2 separate regions of the Homo sapiens genome follow, and region 2 is linked to region 1. A link is an interaction called in ENCODE POLR2A ChIA-PET data of the cell type or tissue named here. Cell type or tissue: GM12878. All regions are shown on one strand. Each heading gives the region's core, and the rest is flanking DNA. Links, peaks and the distances in the headings are about the cores only. Region 1 overlaps UBE2N (ubiquitin conjugating enzyme E2 N). Region 2 has its middle 14 kb from the start of LINC02413.

Region 1 (10,319 bases), core at 4,054-6,553:
TACATGCTACAATATACATGAACCTTGAAAACATGCTAAATGAAAGAAGCCAGAAAGAAAAGGCCACATATTGTATAATTCCATTTATATGAAGTGTGTACAATAGGAAAATCCATAGAATTGGAAAGCAGATAAATGGTTGCCAGGGGTTGAAGGTAGAGTGACTGCTAATGAGCACAGGGTTTTTCTTTTTGGGGTGACAAAAATCTTCTGGAATTAGCAAGTGATGATGTTGTACTACTTTGTGAATACATGAAAAAACCACTAAACTGTACACTTTGAGTGGGTGAATTTTATGGTATGAGAATTATACCTCAAAAAAATAAATGAAGCATTTGAGTTTTCCTTCAATATTCAGTGAGATTTTGGAATCTTACCGATGAATTAGAGATTGGAATAGTAAAAGTAAGTGAAGGGAAAATAAATATCTATTACTTGACTATTTAGTATATAACATATTCACAGCATGTTAACAGAGTTTTCAGTTTTTTGAGATAGGATCTTGCTCTGTCGCCCAGGCTAGAGTATAGTGACACAATCTTGGCTCACTGCCGCCTCAACCTCCCAGGCTCAAGTGATCCTCCCATTTCACCCTCCCAACTAGTAGCTGGGACTACAGACATGTGCCACCACACCTGGCTAATTTTTGTATTTTTTTGTAGACATGGGGCTTCTTCATGTTGCCCAGGCTTTTCTCAAATTCTTGGGCTCAAGCAATCTACTTGCTTCAGCCTCCCAAAGTGCTGGGATCACAGACATGAGCCACCGCACCCAGCCAACAGAAATTTTAGTAATGAATATATATTCATGGACTACACTTCTGAAGAAAAGAAACTTCAAGTTAAAAGATTACTTTTGAAGCTAAGTATCTGTGATCCAAGCATAGACATGCTGACTCAAGTTACACAGTCTTAGTTCAAATATCTCCTGGGTCTGGTATGTCGACATTCTACTCCCCCTTTTCTACTTATGCTTCAAAATTCAGCTCAAATATCATCCTCTAAAAACCTTTCCCTAAACCAACCTTGAGGGTTTTCCAGGCCAGTCTGTCACTTCTTTGGTGTTCCCATTGATGCCTTTGTATTCAATATACAAAGCAGTGCTAGCTGTATGATTTTACTTTTGTCTCCCATTCTACCCATCTTTGCATTGAAGCCAAGCACACATATGACCAGTGTTTCTGCAAAGTGTACACTAAAATCATAAGCAGCTCTTAAAACAACAAAAATATGTTGGGCTGGCAATGTTAAATTTACAAACTTCCCCAGATAATTCCAATGTATAACCATGAACTAAGTACTCAGACTAGAAACAAGTGTTCAGAGAAAATAGCCCATAGATTCTTGTCTTGGCATCCTTGCCAATACATCAGCAGCCCTGCCAATTAAACTAGGAGAAGAAATAGGCAAGGTCTGGCCAAGTACTTCTCTAAGCACAGTCAGTGCTGGCCCCTGAACAGAACTTGCAGCACTTTTAGTTTAACCCTTACCTGAACCACAACAATAAAGACAGGGTCCTGGACAGTGCACTTTATTTGAAAAAGTGTAGGCCAGGCGCGGTGGCTCATGCCTGTAATCCCAGCACTTTTGGAGGCTGAGGCGGGCGGATCACGAGGTCAGGAGTTCAAGATCAGCCTGACCAACATGGTGAAACCCCGTCTCTACTAAAAATACCAAAATTAGCTGGGTGTGGTGGTGCACGCCTGTAGTCCCAGCTACTCAGGAGGCTGAGGAAGTAGAGCTGCTTGAACCCAGGAGGCGGAGGTTGCAGTGAGCCAAGATCACACCATTGCACTCCAGCCTGGGCGACAGAGGGAGACTCTGTCTCAAAAAAAAAAAAAGAAAGAAAGAAAACACAAAACTCAACTTGATATATAAATGAATGCAAGATAACTCTAACATATTTTTAGACTTACTGAGAAAAAAAATTCTCGTTTAAAATTAGTCTGATTCAGTGGTACTTTAAATACAGTCATGCGCTGTATGAGTTTCAGTCAATGATCAACTGCACAAAAGACAGTGGTCCCACAACATTATAATGGAACTGAAAAATTCCTATTGCCTAGTATTTACTATACTATACTTTTATTGATTATTTTAGAGTGTATTCCTTCTGCTTGTTAAAAAAAAAAAAAAAAGTTGACTGTAAAACAGGTTCAGGCAGGTCCTTCAGGAGGTATTCCAGAAGGCACTGTTGTCACAGGAGATGACAGCTCCATGTGTGTTACTGCCCCTGAAGACCTTCGAGTAGGACAAGAGGAGCTGGAAGACAGTGATACTGCTGATCCTGAATAGGCCTAATATGTGTGTGTATGTCTTAGTTTTTCACAAAAAAGTTTTTTTAAAAAAGATTGTAAGAGAAAAAAGCTTATAGGATATAAAGAAAATATATTTTTGCACAGCTGTATGATGTGTGTTTTAAGCTAAATGTTAATACAAAAAAATCAAAAGTTTAAAAATATAAGTTTATAAAATAAAAAAGTTACAGTAAGCCAAGGCTTATTATTGAAGAAACATTTTAAAAAATTTTTTGGTGTAGCCTAAGTGTACAATGCTTATAAAGTCTATCGTAGTGTACAGTAATGTCCTAGCCCTTCAAATCCACTCACCACTCACTCACCCAGGGCAACTTCCAGTCCTGCAAGCTTCCTTCATGGTTAAGTGCCCTATACAGGTATACCATTTTTTATCTTTTATACCAGATTTTTACTGTACCTTTCCTATTTTGATACACACATACTTACCACTGCATTACAACTGCCTACAGTATTAAGTACAGTAACATATTAAACAGGTTTGTAGCCTAGGATCAACAGACTATACAACATAGCCTAGGTGTGTAGCATGCTACACTATCTAGGTTTGTATAAATATACTCTATGATGTTCACACAATGATGAAATTGCCTATGGTGCATTTCTCAGAAAGTAACTCCATCGTTAAGTGATTCAAGACTGTATATTTTGCCGGTAAGAAAGAGCAGCAAAGAGTCCCTTCTCACCAGAACCACAAAATTCCTCAAATCCAGGACTGGCTGGGTGGGGAGGGGGAGGAAAAGAATATGCCATCCAGACCAGAGGCATTCCATCTTAAAGTGAACTATGTTACTAAACAGGGTCTCATGTTTGTAGGAAAGCCTCTAATTAAATTACAATAAAGAGACTTCTGATTAAAAAAAACCAAGAAAAGCGGCAGGCTCAGTGGCTCACGCCTGTAATCCCAACACTGTGGGAGGCTGAGACAGGAGGATCACTTGAGCCCAGGAGTTCAAAACCAGCCTGAGCAACATAGGGAGACCCTGTCTCTATGTAATATATATTATATATGTATATATATTTTATATTGTACATAATATATATTTTATATATATATAAAAAATTTTTTTAAATTAGTTGGGGATGGTAGTGCATGCCTGTGATCCCAGCTACTCGGGATGCTGAGGCTGCAGTGAGCCATGATCATGCCTGGGCAACACAGTGAGACCCTATCTTAAAAAAAAAAACACAGCCAAGCGCAGTGGCTCATGCCTGTAATCCCAGCACTTTGGGAGGCCAAGGCGGGCGAATCACAAGGTCAGGAGTTCGAGACCAGCCTGGCCAACATGGTGAAACCCCGTCTCTACTAAAAATACAAAAATTAGCCGGGTGTGGTGGCGGGCACCTGTAATCCCAGCTACTCGGAAGGCTGAGGCAGGAGAATCGCTTGAACCTGGGAGGCAGAGATTGCAGTGAGCCGAGATCGTGCCATTGCACTCCCAGCCTGGGCAACAAGAGCAAAACTCCGTCTCAAAAAAAGCCAACCAACCAACCAAACAAACAAAACACAACCCAAAACAAGTAAGCTAAGCACTTAGATCCTGTTCTTAAACATGTTTCCACTTCATGTGTCCAAATGATACAGTATAAAAATACATGCACTGCCAGTTATTATCTAGGAATAGACATGTTCTTCAGTATCCACAGTCTACAGAATCAGACCACCTGGGTTCAAATCATAGCTCTAGAAACTAATAAGTCCCTCTGTGCAGGTTCCCATAGCTATAAAATAGGAATGATACTAATATCCACACATCATAAAACTGCAATTAGAATTAAGTAAATTAATGCACGTAACATGCTTAGAACAGTGCCTGGTACACGATGCCAATGAAAGATGTCTATTTTTACATAATAAAAACTATATGACCAACCTCACTTCAGGAACAGCTGCCACACTGCATGCTAGTGAATAGTTCACAGACTAAATATGAATTTCATAATTAGAAACACTTTGTTTGCCTAACAATTCTTGATGCCAACTCTTTGAACACAGTCATTAAACAGTAATAATTATTTTTGATGAGACCCTGATTCTATTATCCATCACATACTATATTTCTAGATGATGCCATGCTTTCTGTCTCTCCTTCCAGCTTTCATATCTGCTGCCCCATGTGCCAAAAACTCACTCACACTCCCTCCTTCTCTTGGCCCAGCAAACTCTTACTCTTCAAGTTTAAAAACACTTCCTCGGCTGGGCGCGGTGGCTCCTGCCTGTAATCCCAGCACTCTGGGAGGCTGAGGCGGGCGGATCACGAGGTCAGGAGTTTGAGACCAGCCTGACCAACATGGTGAAACCCTGTCTCTACTAAAAATACCAAAATTAGCCGGGTGTGGTGGCGTGCACCTGTAATCCCAGCTACTCAGGAGGCTGAGGCAGGAGAATTGCTTGAACCCGGGAGGCAGAGGTTGCAGTGAGCCAAGTCACGTCACTGCATTCCAGCCTGGGCCACAGAAATTTGTTTCATGACTGTGTTTTCCATTACACAGGGATGCCTTTCTTGTTCACCTGGCTTACTGGTAAATGCATATTATGCATTCAATGAATGTCCAATTAATTGAACTGAAAAAAAATCTCATGAATGGATAATAAAGAGACACGCAAATCACAAGGTTACAGAAAACTGAAATTTGGCCTTGGGATCGGCCTATGTTACTAAAACCACTTTGTCCCTGCCTCATAGTAAGATGGTAATCTAGTTGTCTTTAAGAGTCACAAAAAAAAAAAAACAAAACAAAACAGCTACTTACTAACATTTTCCCGAGTATAAGCTATAATCTTAAGAAAGTTACAGAGCAATAAAAAAATCACCAATGGTTTCATGATATAAATTTGTTAGTTCTTTCTAGTGTTTCCTTAACTACAATGCCTTCAATCCCTAGAACTGTAAAGACTTTCAAAATATAAATTCATTTGCCCAAAATTAACCAAACTGACAGAGACATAATGTGAAGGTATTGAAAACTAAAAAAAAAATTGAAAATCTAAAGACAACATAGCCAGTTGTTTTAATGCAAAATATGTCAACCTTAGATTCTGAAACCAGTATCTAAAATTACTTTAAATTACAGTAGAATCCTAATTATTCAGAAGCATCTCAGTTACTGGCCAATTCAAAACCAAAAATGTCTGTGCCTAAGTACTCAAGAAATTTTAGAATAGCTTCATTCAGGTTTTTTTTTTTTTTTGAGACGGAGTCTTGCTCTGTTGCCCAGGCTGGAGTGCAGTGGGGTGATCTCCGCTCACTGCAAGCTCTGCTGCTCCCGGGTTCACACCATTCTCCTGCCTCAGCCTCCCGACTAGCTGGGACTACAGGCACCCACCACCACGCCCAGCTAATTTTTTTGTATTTTTAGTAGAGACGGGGTTTCACCATGTTAGCCAGGATGGTCTCGATCTCCTGACCTTGTGATCCTCCTGCCTCGGCCTCCCAAAGTGCTGGGATTACAGGCGTGAGCCACCGCGCCTGGCCAGGATTTTTAAAAAATATAAAATGCCCCCAATGGTGTCATGTAGCCCTTGAAAGAATGAATAATAATGAAGTATTTCTGTTGATTCTGAGGGCTCTTAACCAATTATCCAGTTCTTCCAACCACACAGTCATGTTTCTGCCACAAAAGACCCTAGGGCCATCAATCACTTCACTTGGGAAGAAATTTTAAAAGCTGCTAAGATTTTAGCTGAAGTTAAAAGATTCCCTATTATTTAATTGCCTAATTGGTATATCCACATTCATTCCTTCATATATTACATTTGCAAAGAAAATTTCAACTCTAATGAAACAACAGTCCAACTCGTTTTTCGCATACACACATAAGAATTCTTTTCCTTGATATAATATTATTACATAAACTATGCCTCTCATATTTATTTTGTTTTTAGAAAGCAGCACTGTATAAGATACGAATTTGGCACCTAAATCAGAACTCTGATTACTATAATTGTAATGTCAAAAGCCCCTGCTGGATGCTGCTGTCCTCATTTCCTTGTTTCTAGTATTTATTTCTATAGCACATATGCATCCATAGTTCATTATAACAGAAAACATAATGTGTGTTCAGAATCCATACAACTTGAATCTGTAGCATATTTTCTTCTTAAATCCATTTACACAGGTAAACTATCCTATAAGGTATAGGGAAAAAAGAAGAAGAACCGAATTGTACATCAGGAATCTGGTCATCCAACTTCTTTGGCCTACAAATTCCTCACCAGAGAAAGAAAAGGATAGAACAGATGTTCTCTAATGTGTAAAACTCTGGTGGCTCACTCCCGTAGTCCCAGCACTTTAGGAGGCCGAGGTGGGTGGATCACGAGGTCAGGAGATTGAAACCATCCTGGCCAACATGGTGAAACCCGTCTCTACTAAAAATAAAAAAAAATTAGCTGGGTGTGGTGGCGCGTGCCTGTAATTCCAGCTACTCGGGAGGCTGAGGCAGGAGAATCGCTTGAACCTGGGAGGTGGAGATTGCAGTTAGCCGAGTTCGTGCCACTGCACTCCAGCCTGGCGACAGAGCGAGACTCCGTCTCAACAAAAAAAAACTCTGGTTTTAAGAGTGGTCATTAACACGTGTGGAAAAAATTCCAAACTTGAGCAAAGCAAATGCATAACATTTCCAGTCACAGTCATTTAGCACAGTGAATACTAAAGTACTTGATAATTTGACAAAACTTAATTTCACTTGTGCAGGAGTTGATCAATCTGGACTAAAGGAACTGCTTGACACAGAGGAGCTTAAAAAAGAATACTGAACTGACTGCTATTTTTAACTTACTTTCAGTTATGCTCACATTTCATAATCAAAACATTAGATAGTATATTAAAACAGTATCTTTAGAGCCTGAAAGTTTAATCACTATCAAAAGCAGTTCAAGGATTCTTAACATGGAGCACATGGAGACCTAGGGAATCCACAAATAAACTTGGCAAGAATCTGAATCCCCAGAAGTCATACGTTAAAAAAAATAGCTTTTTTTCCTAGGAAGAGGTCAGAAAATTCTTAAGTGAGACAACTGAAAGAACTAAAGAACCACTGTTCCTAGTCAAATTTTTTACAAGTTTTTTCTTAAATTCCAAAGGTGATTTTAATTACAACTTATAACAAATCTGTCTTCATCATAATGAGTTTGTATTTATTTATTTATTTATTTATTTATTTAAGAGACAGGGTCTTGCCTCTATTACCCAGGCTGGGGTGCAGTGGTGCCACTAATAGCTCACTGCAGCCCCGGCCTCCTGGATTCAAGGGATCTTCCTGCCTCAGTCTTCTGTTAGGATTACTGCATGAACCACCATACCTGGCTAAGTTTCCCTGCCCCCACCTGGAGGTACATATATTTCTGAAACATCATGGTAACTTTTCCATGCCTTTTTTTAATTGGAAGAAAACATTATCAGACAAGTATTTTCAGAGCTTAAAACAACAGATAGGACAGGCGCGGTGACTCACACCTGTAGTTCCAGCACTTTGGGAGGCCGAGGTGGGCAGATCACCAAAGGTCAGGAGTTCGAGACCAGCCTGACCAACATGGTGAAACCCTGCCTCTACTAAAAATACAAAAATCAGCTGGGCGTGGTGGCATACACCTGTAATCCCAGCTACTAGGGAGGCTGAGGCAGGAGAATTGCTTGAACCCAGGGGGCAGAGGTTGCAGTTAGCCGAGATCACGCCATTGCACTCCAGCCTGGGCAACAAAAGCAAAACTTCATCTCAAAATAAGAAAAAAAAAATGTTCAAGGCAGAGAGTAAAGCTACTCCAGTGGCTGAGGCAGGAGAACTGCTTGAACCTGGGAGGCAGAGGTTGTAGTAAGCCGAGATTGTGCCATTGCACTCCAGGCTGGGCAACAAAGCAAGACTCCCGTCTCAAATAAATAAAAGGTGAGTTTTCTAAATCACTTTTCTTACAAAAAAAAATACCTTATGCACTAGAATACCTATCAAATGAGTGGCTTTTAAACAGTAACAGGAAAAAATGTGTGTACTTCAAAAAATCCTATTAAAAAAGTAAACTCAAGTCTCAATGTAAAATCAGACTGTATCTGATTTTTAAGAATTTGAGGCTAAATCACACCAAATAGAAGAGTAAATTTTTCCACTGCACTTCAGCCTGGGTGACAGAGACCCTGTTTCAAAAAATTAATTAAATGTATTTTCTTAAGTAAATTTTTAAGCACCATAGACAAGGGACCAGTGGGGAAGGGAGACATAAAGTAAATTCTGCGAAAGACTGGTAAAATTCTAATTCCAGCAGGTTGACTCACTAGGTTTTAATCAAATAAGTCAACCCCTAGGGTAAGTTAACTACTTTTTCCCAAGACTGTATTTTATCATTTTCATTATTATCATTATTACTATTTTGAGACAGGGTTTCACTCTGTCGCCCAGGCTGGAGTGCAGTGGCGCGATCTAGGCTCACTGCAGCCTCAACTTCCTGGGCCAAACCAATCCTCCCACCTGTCTCCTGAGTAGCTGGGACTACAGATGTGTGCCACAACACCTGGCTAATTTTCATTTTATCTTTTTGTAGAGACAAGGTCTCATTATGTTGTACAGCCCAGTCTTGAAACCTTGGGCTCAGGGGATCCTCCCGCCTCAGCCTCCCAAAGTACTGAGATTATAGGCATGAGCCACAGTGCTCAGCCCTCATGATTAATTCTGAAAAGACCATTAAAGGAATGTCAGTCACTGTATCAACGTAACATGTAAAGCTGAAACAGATTTGGTTTTGACCAAGGCCATAACTATAGATCTCACTTATCGGTTCCCGAAAGTGATTCTCCTTTATGACAGGATTATGCAGAACCTCTCATTTGAGGGACATTTTAGGTACCTCCTAACCTTTATGACTTTAAGCTTTAACTGCTCACTTTTTTTTTTTTGGTGGAGATGGAGATCTCACTATGTTCCTCAGGCTGGTCTCAACTCCTGGCTTCAAGCAATCCTTGGGCCTCAGTCTCCCAAAGAGCTGTTATTACAGGTGTGAACCACCATGCCCAGCTTCAGTCACTTTTATTGGCTAAAAGAGCTTTGGTCCAGAAGATAAGGCAGAAAAACGAAACTAAAGATTCTAGCTTAAAACAGAACTACTAAGACTCAATATCACTCACACTTGTGCAAAATGCCATACATACAAAACTTCGTTACAGCATTTTTTATATAGCACAATTTAGGAAACATTCTGAAAGTTATGAATAAGCAATTAGTTACAATAAAGTCTAGGCCAGGCACGGTGGTTCATGCCTGTTAACCCTAGCACTTTGGGAGGCCGAGGTGGAAGAATCACTTGAGCCTAGGAGCTCGAGAACAGCCTAGGCAACATGGCAAGACCCCATCTCTACTGAAAAAGTATTAAATTTCCAATATTTGAAAAAATAAAATAAAGTCTAACCATAAGGTTCCATTAAACAGCCCTTTGAGAAAAAAAAAAGAGCCAAAGCAGAACACTATGATGCATGTCTGTAATCCCAGATACTGGAGGCTGAAGGTAGAGATCACCTGATATTAGGAATTCGAGGCTGTATGTATATAGTGTACTATGATCACGCCTGTGAAAAGCCACTGCACTCCAGCCTGGGCAACAAAGCAGCAGTCTGTCTCTTAAAAAAAAAAAAAAGTCAACTTGAAGATACATAGGTGGTTAGAGGGGAAGAGAAGGGAATCAAGGTATTTGCATGAGAAGGAGAAGACGCCTAACTTATAGCAGAAAGTTGCTCTGGTCTTCTTGTAAGGATACACAATAAAAATAGTGGTTGAAGTCGGGTGCAGTGGCTCACACCTGTAATCCTAGCACTTTGGGAGGCTGAGGCAGGTGGATCACTTGAGAAGAGGAGTTTGAGACCAGCATGGCCAACATGGTGAAACCCCATCTCTACTAAAAATTAGCCAGGTGTGGTGGCACATGCCTGCAGTCTCAGCTACTTAAGAGACTGAGGCAGGAGAATCACTTGAACCTGGGAGGTGGAGTTTGCAGTGAGCCAAAATTGCACCACTGCACTCCAGC
Region 2 (10,319 bases), core at 3,931-6,430, 460 kb before region 1:
TTGCACAGCAGAATTACTAAAGAAAATTGTGGGAGCATTGGGTCATCCCACAGTCTGCAAGCAGGCTCAGCTCAAAAGAATCTGGCCCAGAACACAGCACCACTTTCACATTGTCACTTATCTCAGTTATGGTCCTTTGCTTGCAAACAACAGACATAGATTCTGACTAATTTAAGCAATAAAGAACTGATTGGAATAATACAAGAAAACACAGTATTCAAGCAACAAAAAGAACAAATCAGGCTCAAAAAGAACCAGACTAGGGGATCTCCAGGGGCTTCAGTACCAGAAATTCCTGAATCAGTACATTTTGGATGCTGCCAAGAAAATGACTCAATGACTCAATCCAGTCTTCTTTTTTTTTTGAGACAGGCTCTTGCTCTGTTGCCCAGACAGGAGTGCAGTAACCCTATCATGCCTCACTGCATCCCTGAACTCCTGGGCTCAAGAAAATCTCTTGCCTCAGCTTCTTGAGCAACTAGGACTATAGGTGCATGCCACCACGCCTGGCTAGTTTTTTAAAATTTATTTTTTGTAGAGACAGGATTTCGCTAAATTGCCCAGCAATCCTCCTGCCTCAACCTTCCAAAGTATTGGGATTACAGGCATGAGCCACAGTGCTGTGTCCATCAACCCCAGTCTTCTATCTGTGTGTCTTTATGTTCTAGATTCAAATTTCTGGCTTCATTTGGGTCATATGCTCTTCATATGAGTGGGGTAGGGGGAGGATGTTTGAGACTTCAAAATACTCAAGACATCTGGATGCTTAATGAAGAAAAAAAGTTGTTACAGTGGGGCACAGTGAGTTCACACCTGTAATCCCAGCACTTAGGGAGGCCAACACAAAAGGATTCCTTGAGTTCAGGAGTTCAAGATCAGCCTGGGCAACATGGCAAAACCCCATCTCTACAAAAATACAAAAACTGGCCATGCATGGTGGTGTGCACCTGTAGTCCCAGATACTCGGGGGACTGAGATGGAAAGATTGCTTGAGCCTGGGAGGTCGAGGCTCCAATGAGGTGAGATAGCACCATTGTACTCCAGCCTGGGCTGAGATCCCGTCTCAAAAAAAAAAAAAAAAAGTTTATATATCTCAAAGAATGTGTGAGATATTAAGGGTCACTCCTAGAAGGTATATGGGATTTAATCCTTCCTGAACAGAAGAGTGGATGGGACCTTTTTCTTATAAAGACCTTTTCTTTTCTTGCTTTTTTTTTTTTTTTTTTTTTTTTTGAGAGATGGAGTCTTGCTCTGTCACCCAGGCTGGAGTGCAGTGGCGCAATCTCGGCTCAGTGCAACCTCCACCTCCCAGATTCAAGTGATTCTCCTGCCTCGGCCCCTACCAGTAGCAGGTACAGGCGTGCGCCACCATGCCCAGCTAATTTTTGTATTTTTAGTAGAGACGGGGTTTTGCCATGTTGGCCAGGCTGCTCTCAAACTCCTGACCTCAGGTGATCCACCCAGATCGGCCTCCCAAAGTGTTGGAATTACAGGTGTAAGCCACTGCGCCCAGCCCATGTTATTTTATTTATTTATTTATTTATTTAAGACAGGCTCTCACTCTGTTGCCCAGGCTGGAGTGCAGTGGCATGGCCATAGCTCATTGCAGCCTCGAAATCCTGGTCTCAAGCTTTCCTCCTGTGTTGGCTTCCCAAAGTGCTAAGATTGGGGAACTGTGAGCCACTGTTCCCACCTGCTATGAACATCTATGTCCATATTTGTACATGTAGACATAAGTTGTCAATTGCGAAATATGGTTAGGTAATGGTTGGACTGCAATTTTCTTAACTGACTGGAACTTGTAAGTCTCTCAGTCTTTGCTAAGGAGCTCTATGTGCATGTTGGAACTTGCCTTTAACACTCAGCCAGGCAGTTTTCAACTCTGACTTAGCATTCACTTCCTGCTAATATAGTTTCAAGATCAGCCAGAGGTGAGAGTTCAGGGCCTTCTCAATTCTTTCCTGAACTTGTACACAGCCCTGGGCATGCATATAGTTCTACTCATTTGTATTGCTTTCTTTTTTTTTTTTTTTTTTTTTTTGAGACCGAGTTTCGCTCTTGTTGCCCAGGCTGGAGTGCAGTGGCACAATCTCAGCTCACCTCAATCCTCAATCTCTGCCTCTCAGACTCAAGTGATTCTCCTGCCTCAGCCTTCCTGAGTAGCTGGGATTACAGGCATGCACCACCACGCCCGGCTAATTTTGTATTTTTAGTAGAGATGGGTTTCTCCATGTTGGTCAGGCTGGTCACGAATTCCCAACCTCAGATGATCTGCCCACCTTGGCCTCCCAAAGTGCTGGGGATTACAAGCATGAGCCACCGTGCCCGGCTTTATTGGTATTGCTTTCTAGACTCCCAGGAATCTATCACAGCATGTCAAAGCCCCCTGTGGACATCTCATTCCCCTTCTTTTCCTTTTTTAAAGTTTTTTCATTATTCTATTATTTTGCCCTCATGTTTATCTACTACCTCAGTGTAATCACCTAATGGGTTCCTCTTGCCTGCTGTCCAGAAAAGCGAATGCACTCAGAACAGCAGATTTATAAAGCAAAGAAGGAATTTAATAATTGCAGGTCTGGCCAAGTAGAAGCTACAAATCTTGTGACATCTGGCCACATGACTCTTGAGCAGTAATGCATTATAGAAAAGCAAGCTAGGGAACAAATGGCTGGTTATCATTTAACTGTACCTACATTTTAGCAGAAATCAGCTCTGCCCCTCACCATAATCCTAATCTTGTGGCCTTTCATTAGTCTTAAAAAGGTGGTTTCAGTTTTAAGGAGGAGGTCAGTTTTAGGGAGGTACTATTATCATCCTTGATGCAAAGTTAAACTATAAACTAAATGTCTCCCATGGTTAGCTTGACCCACACCTAGGAATAAGTGAGGACAGCCAGCCTGTGAGGCTTGAAACAAGATGGAGTCAGCTATGCTAGACTTCTTTTGCTGTCATAATCTTTACAAAGGTGATTGCATCCGGCAGCCATGATGTTAAACAATTGCCTCTAATTGTTTTTAATAAACCCCCATAGAGAAAAGGCTCTTTTCACTGCATGAGCTCCAACTCAAGTCAAACAATGACAACCTTGCAATTGGGGTCTTCCAGGGACCTATGAGACAGGTTAAATAATGACCATTCCCTGGGGATGGGGTTTTGAAGGAGCCCCAGTAACATTCTACCTTTCCAGTGGCTGACAGGCTGCTGGTTTCCACTGTGATCATTACAAATTTGTTGCAGCTTGTTGGTTTTGTGGCTTGTGGCTGCCTTGTTGCTTTTTAAGGCTTTCTTCGAGCTGCAAAAAGTGGGAATGGAAATAGAAAAAGTTAAAATGACACAAACTCTCCCTTTCTGAGTTTCAGTCACTTTTCTTGAATAAATATTCTCCAGATTGCTGAAAGCTTTTGATTTTCCAGAATTCTGAAAAAGTTGATTGCATAAATGTTTGAATCATTCTCATTGTTTTTATGGAAGAGAGAATATTGGGAAGGTCCTTACTCCACCACTTCACTGACATGACCTTATAAAAACCTTTTGATCTAAGAATAATCAACCATTTTATAGATTAGTAGTATTGTAGTGCATCTCATCCATTATCTAGTTTCCAAGCTGTATAAATTATGCTAATTTTTCTGCCCTTTTTTTTCTCTAAGTCCATTGTATTTCTCTTTGATGTTAAGTAAAGTACTTACTGATTCCACCTGATGATCAGATTGCCTCAGAGGACATCAAGCCATTCTAGCCAAGAGATTAGCTGTTTCACAAGCATTAAAATTAAAGGATGCTTGAAGATTGTAAACTAAGTAGTTTTAAGGTAGGGTTGCCAGATTAGCAAATATAAATACGGGACCCCCAGTTAGATTTTAATTTCAAGGCTGGGTGAGGTGGTTCACATCTGTAATCCTGGCACTTTGCAAGGCTGAGGTTGGAGGATCGGTTGAGCCCAGGAGTTCAAGATGAGCCTGAGCAACATAATGAGACTCCATCTATACAAAAAGTTTTTTTAAAAATTAGCTGGGCATGGCAGTGAACACCTGTAGTACCAACTACTTAGGAAGTTGACATGGGAGGATTACTTGAGCCCAGGATTTCAAAGCTGCAGTGAGCCTTGATCATGCCACTGTGCTCCAGCCTGGGCCACAAAGCAAGACCTTGTCTCAATAAATAAATAAATAAAATGAAATGTGAATTTCAGATAAACAATGACAAAATATTTGGGACACATTTACACTAATCATTTTCTTGTTGTTGTTGTCGCTTATCCGAAATTCAAATTTAACTGGGCATTGTATATTTGATCTGAAAGCCCTGTTTTCGGTGAAAAATAAACAAAACAATACCTGTAAAGTCATTCTCAGATGACTTGATGGTGATCCTTTCTTCTGTTTTCTTTTAAACCACTGTTGAAGCTCTTTTCTAGTCTATAAGAGATAACTAGTTTTGATTAATGTAGGTTTAGTTCTTTTATGGAAAAATATGTTAATTTGGCATGGTGACAATCCTGTCCATATTTCTTATACATTCAACAAGTATATTTAAGATGGTCTACTTATATATACTAATCAAGATTTGTAGTCTGTACAACCAGAATTTTAAGTTCAGCTCAGCTCCTAGGAAAATACATGTATAGAACAAATATGCTTATGAAAGACCTCTAGAGAGCCAGAACACTCAAATCAGGAAAACAAGCCAAATCAGTAAAGTCAAGGACTTGCAGGTAGATAGATAAATATGTAGGGAGAGAAAAAGAGAAACAGAGAGAGAGAGAGAGACATAAATTTAAGCAATTAAATACAATGGCACAGTTTATTCCATAATATGGAATTTATTATTCATTAATAGCAATCATTTACAAATCATACAAAGCATCAGTAATTTGGAATCTAGTTGTCACTAAGGAAGACAGGAACTCAAGAAAACTCAGATAAAAAAAAAACCCTCAAAATATGTGTTGTGAACTAAGAAAAAAAATCAAAACACCCTCCAGACATAGATAAGGCTTTGAAGAACCTCTTTGGGACTCAGAGGCAGCTTTTAACCCCCGGTAACACATACTTTCAATCCACTGTAGTCCTCTTACTTAATCATTCAAAAATAATTTCAAAATACCCTTAAGAAATTGAAACCCAGACATGACAGAATTTATATACTATTTCCAACTCTAATTGCTTTTCATATCTCTTCATTAACCATGTATTAATCAACTAGTCTGTGTCAAGCACTGTGCTATCACTCTATCTTTTCAGAATCAATTTCTCTTTGGTCATCAGTCAATCATTTTGCCTTATAACGACACTGGGCAGCTCTAAACATGGAAGCAAGCCCTGGAAGAGACCAATTTGATCACCAAATGTTTTCTTTCTCACTATTCTCACCACATCCCAGGTGCCCCCGTGACTGCCTTATTTCCGTTTGGCTTCTCTTTGAGACACTGCTTTGTTCCACTGTCTCGAGACTAGCAACATCATGAGGGAATCTGGTGTGGAGAGGCAGAGAGGAGTGTGTATGCGACACTGCCCAGCCCAGTTGCTGTCCAGGGGTGTCAAGTTGCCCTCAAAATATCACTTTGTGCAAGACTCAGCCAGGAGGAAATGACATTCTCAGCCTCCTACGTAAAGACTCAATCACAATACTTCCTTTGATTAAAAATCTAACCAGAATTCTCTACAGCTGCTTGATGTCCTGAGTGTAAGCTCTACATGGAGAAGAAAGCATCAAACATTCATAAAATGGAACTCATTTCTTTGCTTCCACCTGCTGCTCTGAGCAGCAGTAGCCACTCTGCACAGGCAGATAAATTGTGAGTTCTGAGAAGCTAAAAAGATCACCCATTCAAAACTGCAAATATCCTTACCCAAGCTACCAACTGTCTACCCCATCACCACCACTGTGGTGATCTGTTGACCAGATTTTCTGATACTGCCACTTCCAAGGTGATTAAGTCTGGGCAGTGGCAACAGTTCAATTTTTTTTTATTTTATTAAAGTTATTTCTGAAGATGGCCAACTAGACGCAGCCAGGAAGAGCATCTCCCGCCGAAAGACCAGACCATCAGGGAAACTGGGTACACTCTGAGCAGATCTTTGGAGATAAGGCATTGAGAGTGAATGCAGGGAGGACGTAGACCCCGGGCTGAAGGCAGAGGAAGCTGAGAACCATGCACAGGGCTGCCAAGCACCAGGACTTGTTCCTGGCCCCCAGTGGTTCCTTGGGAAGGGGTGAGTTAAACAGGTGGGGAGCAGCTTACTCTCACCACGGACCTACAGACTTCTAGTGCAGCAGACCCCATGACCCCCATTTGAGCTGGCAAGGAGAGCTGTTCAGAGAGGTGGCAGGGGCAGAACTCTAGCTTGTGTGGAGTCCAGAGGGTTTGGCATGAGAATGGCTACAGTGGAGCATGGCCAGGGAGGCCCATCCTTCAGGGCTTGCCATGCTCCTCTGGGTGGCTTTGCCTCTTGGTGACTGCCAGACCTAGACGAGCAGGGCAGTCTTCCCTGTGGGATGGGGCCAATCTAATCTGAGTGCTCCACTGTCAACCAGCTTCTTCTGGGGCCCCAGCCTTGCTGTGCTTGCTTGCAGCATAGCCTTGGATGCCCAATCAGGGTGCTTCCTGAGGGCCTTCATTTTAGCTCTTTCACTGGCAGAGCACTCTTAACCATTGGAGAATTCCAGCAGACTGACCTATGCTAAATGCACCCACCTGAAGCCTCCCTGAACCACAGCCTCCCCCTGCCACTTTACCTGTGTACACTTGCCCATGCCTGCCCTCATGCCAACACATACACACACTGCTTTGCATGTGTGTCTGCATGGGTGGAACCTACTTCTCTTTTCCCACGGATATGTGTGCGTGCATTCCACCACCCCACTGCCAGTGTGAGCATGTGCCTGGATGCCACCACCCTGCCCCCACCCCACCCCCACTAGTGCCCCACCTGTGCCACTGCTGCTGCTGAAATACACATGAGCACAAATCCTGTCATTACCACCACAACAAAGCACTTTGGCCAGCACTCTCCATCAGAGTTTTGTTGCCACCTAGCCAGGAATACTTCGACCCCCTACCAGCGCAGCAAGTTCTTAATCTCAAGGGGCCAAAGAACAAAGCTGGAGCCCTAGTACCAGCCCCACAGGGTTAGAACACACAGCTCAGGAGTGCTGAGCTGAGCCTTGGGCCCCTAAAATCTTCCAGAAACAAAGCCAGTCAGCTGAACCCACCTTATATCACAATCAAACCCTCAAGGATGTCAAAGAATATAAAAGCAAAAAACTCCATCCAAAGGACTGCAGCTTCAAAGGTTAAGGAAACATCAGCCCACACAGATGAGAAAGAACCAATGCAAGAAGTCTGGCAACTAAAAAAGCACCTTCTTACCTCCAAACGACTGCACTAGTTCCCCAGCAACGGTTCTTAACTGGCTGAAATGGCAGAAATGACAGACATAGAATTAAGAATCTGAATAGGAAAGAAGATCATTGAGATTCAGGAGGAAGTAGAAATCCAATCCAATGAATATTAAAAATCCAATAAGTCACCAGGCACTGTGGCTCCCACCTGTAATCCCAGCACTTTGGGAGGCCGAGGCGGGCAGATCATGAGGTCAGGAGCTCGAGACCATCCTGGCTAACATAGTGAAACCCTGTCTCTACTAAAAATAAAAAAAAATTAGCCGGGTGTGGTGGCAGGTGCCTGTAGTCCCAGCTACTCGGGAGGCTAAGGCAGGAGAATGGTGTGAACTTGGGAGGCAGTGCTTGCAGTGAGCTGAGACCACACCACTGCACTCCAGCCTGTGTGACAAAGCGAGACTCCATCTCAAAAAAAAAAAAAATTCCAATAAAACTATACAAGAGATGAAAAGTGAAACAGCCATTTTAACAAAGAACCAAACTGAGTTGATAGAGCTGAAAAACACTACAAGAATTTCATAATATAATTGCAAGTATTAACAGCAGAATAGACCAAGCTGAGAAACAAATCTCAGAGCTCAAAAACCAGTTCTGAAATCAACTGAATAAGACACAGATTTAAAAAAAATTAAAAAATTAAAAAATGAACAAAACCTTTGAGAAATTTGAGATTATGTAGAAAGATCAAATCTGTGACTCATTAGCATCCCTGAAAGAGAGACAGAGAAGGCAAGCAACTTGGAAAATATATTTGAGAATATTGTTCATGAAAATTTCCCTAACCTCACTAGAGAGGCCAACATTCAAATTCAGGAAATGCAGAGAGCCCCTGTAAGATACTATACAAGATAACTATCTCCAAGACACATAGGCATTAGATTCTCCAAGGTCAACATGAAAGAAAAAATATTAAAGGCAACTAAAGAGAAGAGGAAGGTCACTCACAAAGGGAACCTTCATCAGGCTAACAGCAAACCTTTCGGCAGGAACCCTACAAGCCAGAAGAGATTAGGGCCTATATTCAACAATCTTAAAGGAAAGAAATTCCAACCAAGAATTTTATATAAGTTTCATAAGTGAAGGAGAAATCCATTTCAGATAAGCAAATGCTAAAGAATTCTTTACCACCAGACCTGCTTTTCAAGAGGTCCTCAAAGGAGTGATAAATATGGGAAAAAGAGATCATTACCAGCCACCACAAAAGCACAAATACATAGACCATTGACACTATAAAGCAACTACACAATCAAGTCTGCATAATAACCAGCTAACATCATGATGACAGGAAAAAAGTCTGCACATATCATTAACCTTGAATGTAAATGGGCTAAATGTCCCACTTAAAAGGCACAGAGGCTGGGCACAGTGGCTCACGCCTGTAATCTGTAATCCCATCCTGGCACTTTGGGAGGCCAAGGCAGTTGGATCATTTGAGGTCAGGAGTTTGAGACCAGCCTGGCCAACATGGTGAAACCCCATCTCTACTGAAAATACAAAAATTAGCCAGGCATGGTGGTGCACATCTGTAATTCCAGCTACTTGGGAGGCTGAGGCAGGAGAATCAATTGAGCCCAGGAGGTGGAGGTTGCAGTGAGCCAAGAGTACACCACTGCACTCCAGCCTGGGTGACAGGGAGAAACTCTGTCTCAAAAAAAAAAAAAAAAAAAAAAAAGGCACAGAATGGCAAGTTGGACAAAGAAGCAAGACCCAACTGTATGCTGCCTTCAAGAGATCTACCTCACATGCAATGACATGGATAGGATCAAAGTAAAGAGATGAAAAAAAATCTACCAGGCAAACAGAAAACAGAAAAAAAGCAGGGATTGCTATTCTAATTTCAGGCAAAACAAACTTTAAACCAACAATGATCAAGGAACACCAAGGGCACTACATAATGGTAATGGATAATGGTAATGGGTTCAATCCAAGAAGAAGACTTAACCATCCTAAATATATATGCACCCAACAGTGGAGTACACAGATTCACAAAACAAGTTCTTAAAGATCTACAAAGAGACTTAACCCCATAATAATAGTGGGAGGCTTCAAAATCCCAATGATAGTGTTAGACAGATCAATCGAGGCAGAATAATAACAAAGATATTTGTGAGCTAAGCTCAACACTTGACCAAATGGACCTAACAGACATCTACAGAACTCTTCACCCAAAACAACAGAATATACATTCTTCTCATCTGCATATGGCACTACCTTAAAATTGACCACACAATTGGTCATAAACAATTCTCAGCAAATTCAAAGAAACGAGAATCATACCAACTACACTCTTGGACCACAGGATGATAAAAATAGAAATCAATACTAAGGAGATTGTTCAAAACCATATAATTATATGGAAATTAAACAATCTGCTCCTGGATGACTTTTTGCGTTAACAATGAATTTAAGGCAGAAATCAGGAAATTATTTGAAACTAATGAAAACAAAGATATAGCATATCTTTAGATATAACATATCTCTGGGACACAGCTAAAGCAGTGACAAGAGGAAAGTTTATGGCACTAAACACCCACATCAAAAAGTTAGAAAGATGTCAAATTAACAACCTAATATCACACCCAGGAGAAAAAAAAAAAAGAGCAAACCAACCTTAAAGCTAGCAGTAGAAAATAAATAACCAAAATAGAGCTGAACTGAGTGAAATTGAGACATGAAAAACCATAAAGAAGATCAACAAAACCAGAAGTTAACTCTTTGAAAGAATAAATAATATTGATAGACCACTAGCTAGACTGTGATGGTTAATATTGAGTGTCAACTTGCTTGGATTAAAAGATGCAAAGTATTGTTCCTGGGTGTGTCTGTGAGAGTGTTGCCAAAGGAGTTTAACATTTGAGTCAGTGGACTGGGAAAGGCAGACCTACCCTCAATCCGGGTGGGTACTATCTAATCAG

What was found. Peaks named below come from ENCODE experiments on the same cell type or tissue, not always from the same donor. Only the 100,000 strongest peaks of a DNase experiment are listed, where the experiment ranks them.
Region 2: POLR2A ChIA-PET joins it to region 1 with 8 read pairs; 6 of 35 experiments call an interaction of 5 or more read pairs at or near these places.

Annotation. Positions count from the first base shown.
Region 1 is chr12:93,427,443-93,437,761 of GRCh38, forward strand. The region is part of intron 1 of UBE2N (ubiquitin conjugating enzyme E2 N); the gene reads right to left. Among named protein-coding and RNA genes, the nearest start is that of UBE2N, 9.3 kb to the right of the region's middle. In GM12878, for the core only: no CTCF peak of the experiment used is centred there; no DNase peak of the experiment used is centred there; H3K4me3 peaks cover 297 bases; H3K27ac peaks cover 321 bases.
Region 2 is chr12:92,971,993-92,982,311 of GRCh38, forward strand. No RefSeq gene overlaps it. Among named protein-coding and RNA genes, the nearest start is that of LINC02413, 14 kb to the right of the region's middle. RefSeq lists a silencer at 1,667-1,867 and an enhancer at 1,753-2,022. In GM12878, for the core only: no CTCF peak of the experiment used is centred there; no DNase peak of the experiment used is centred there.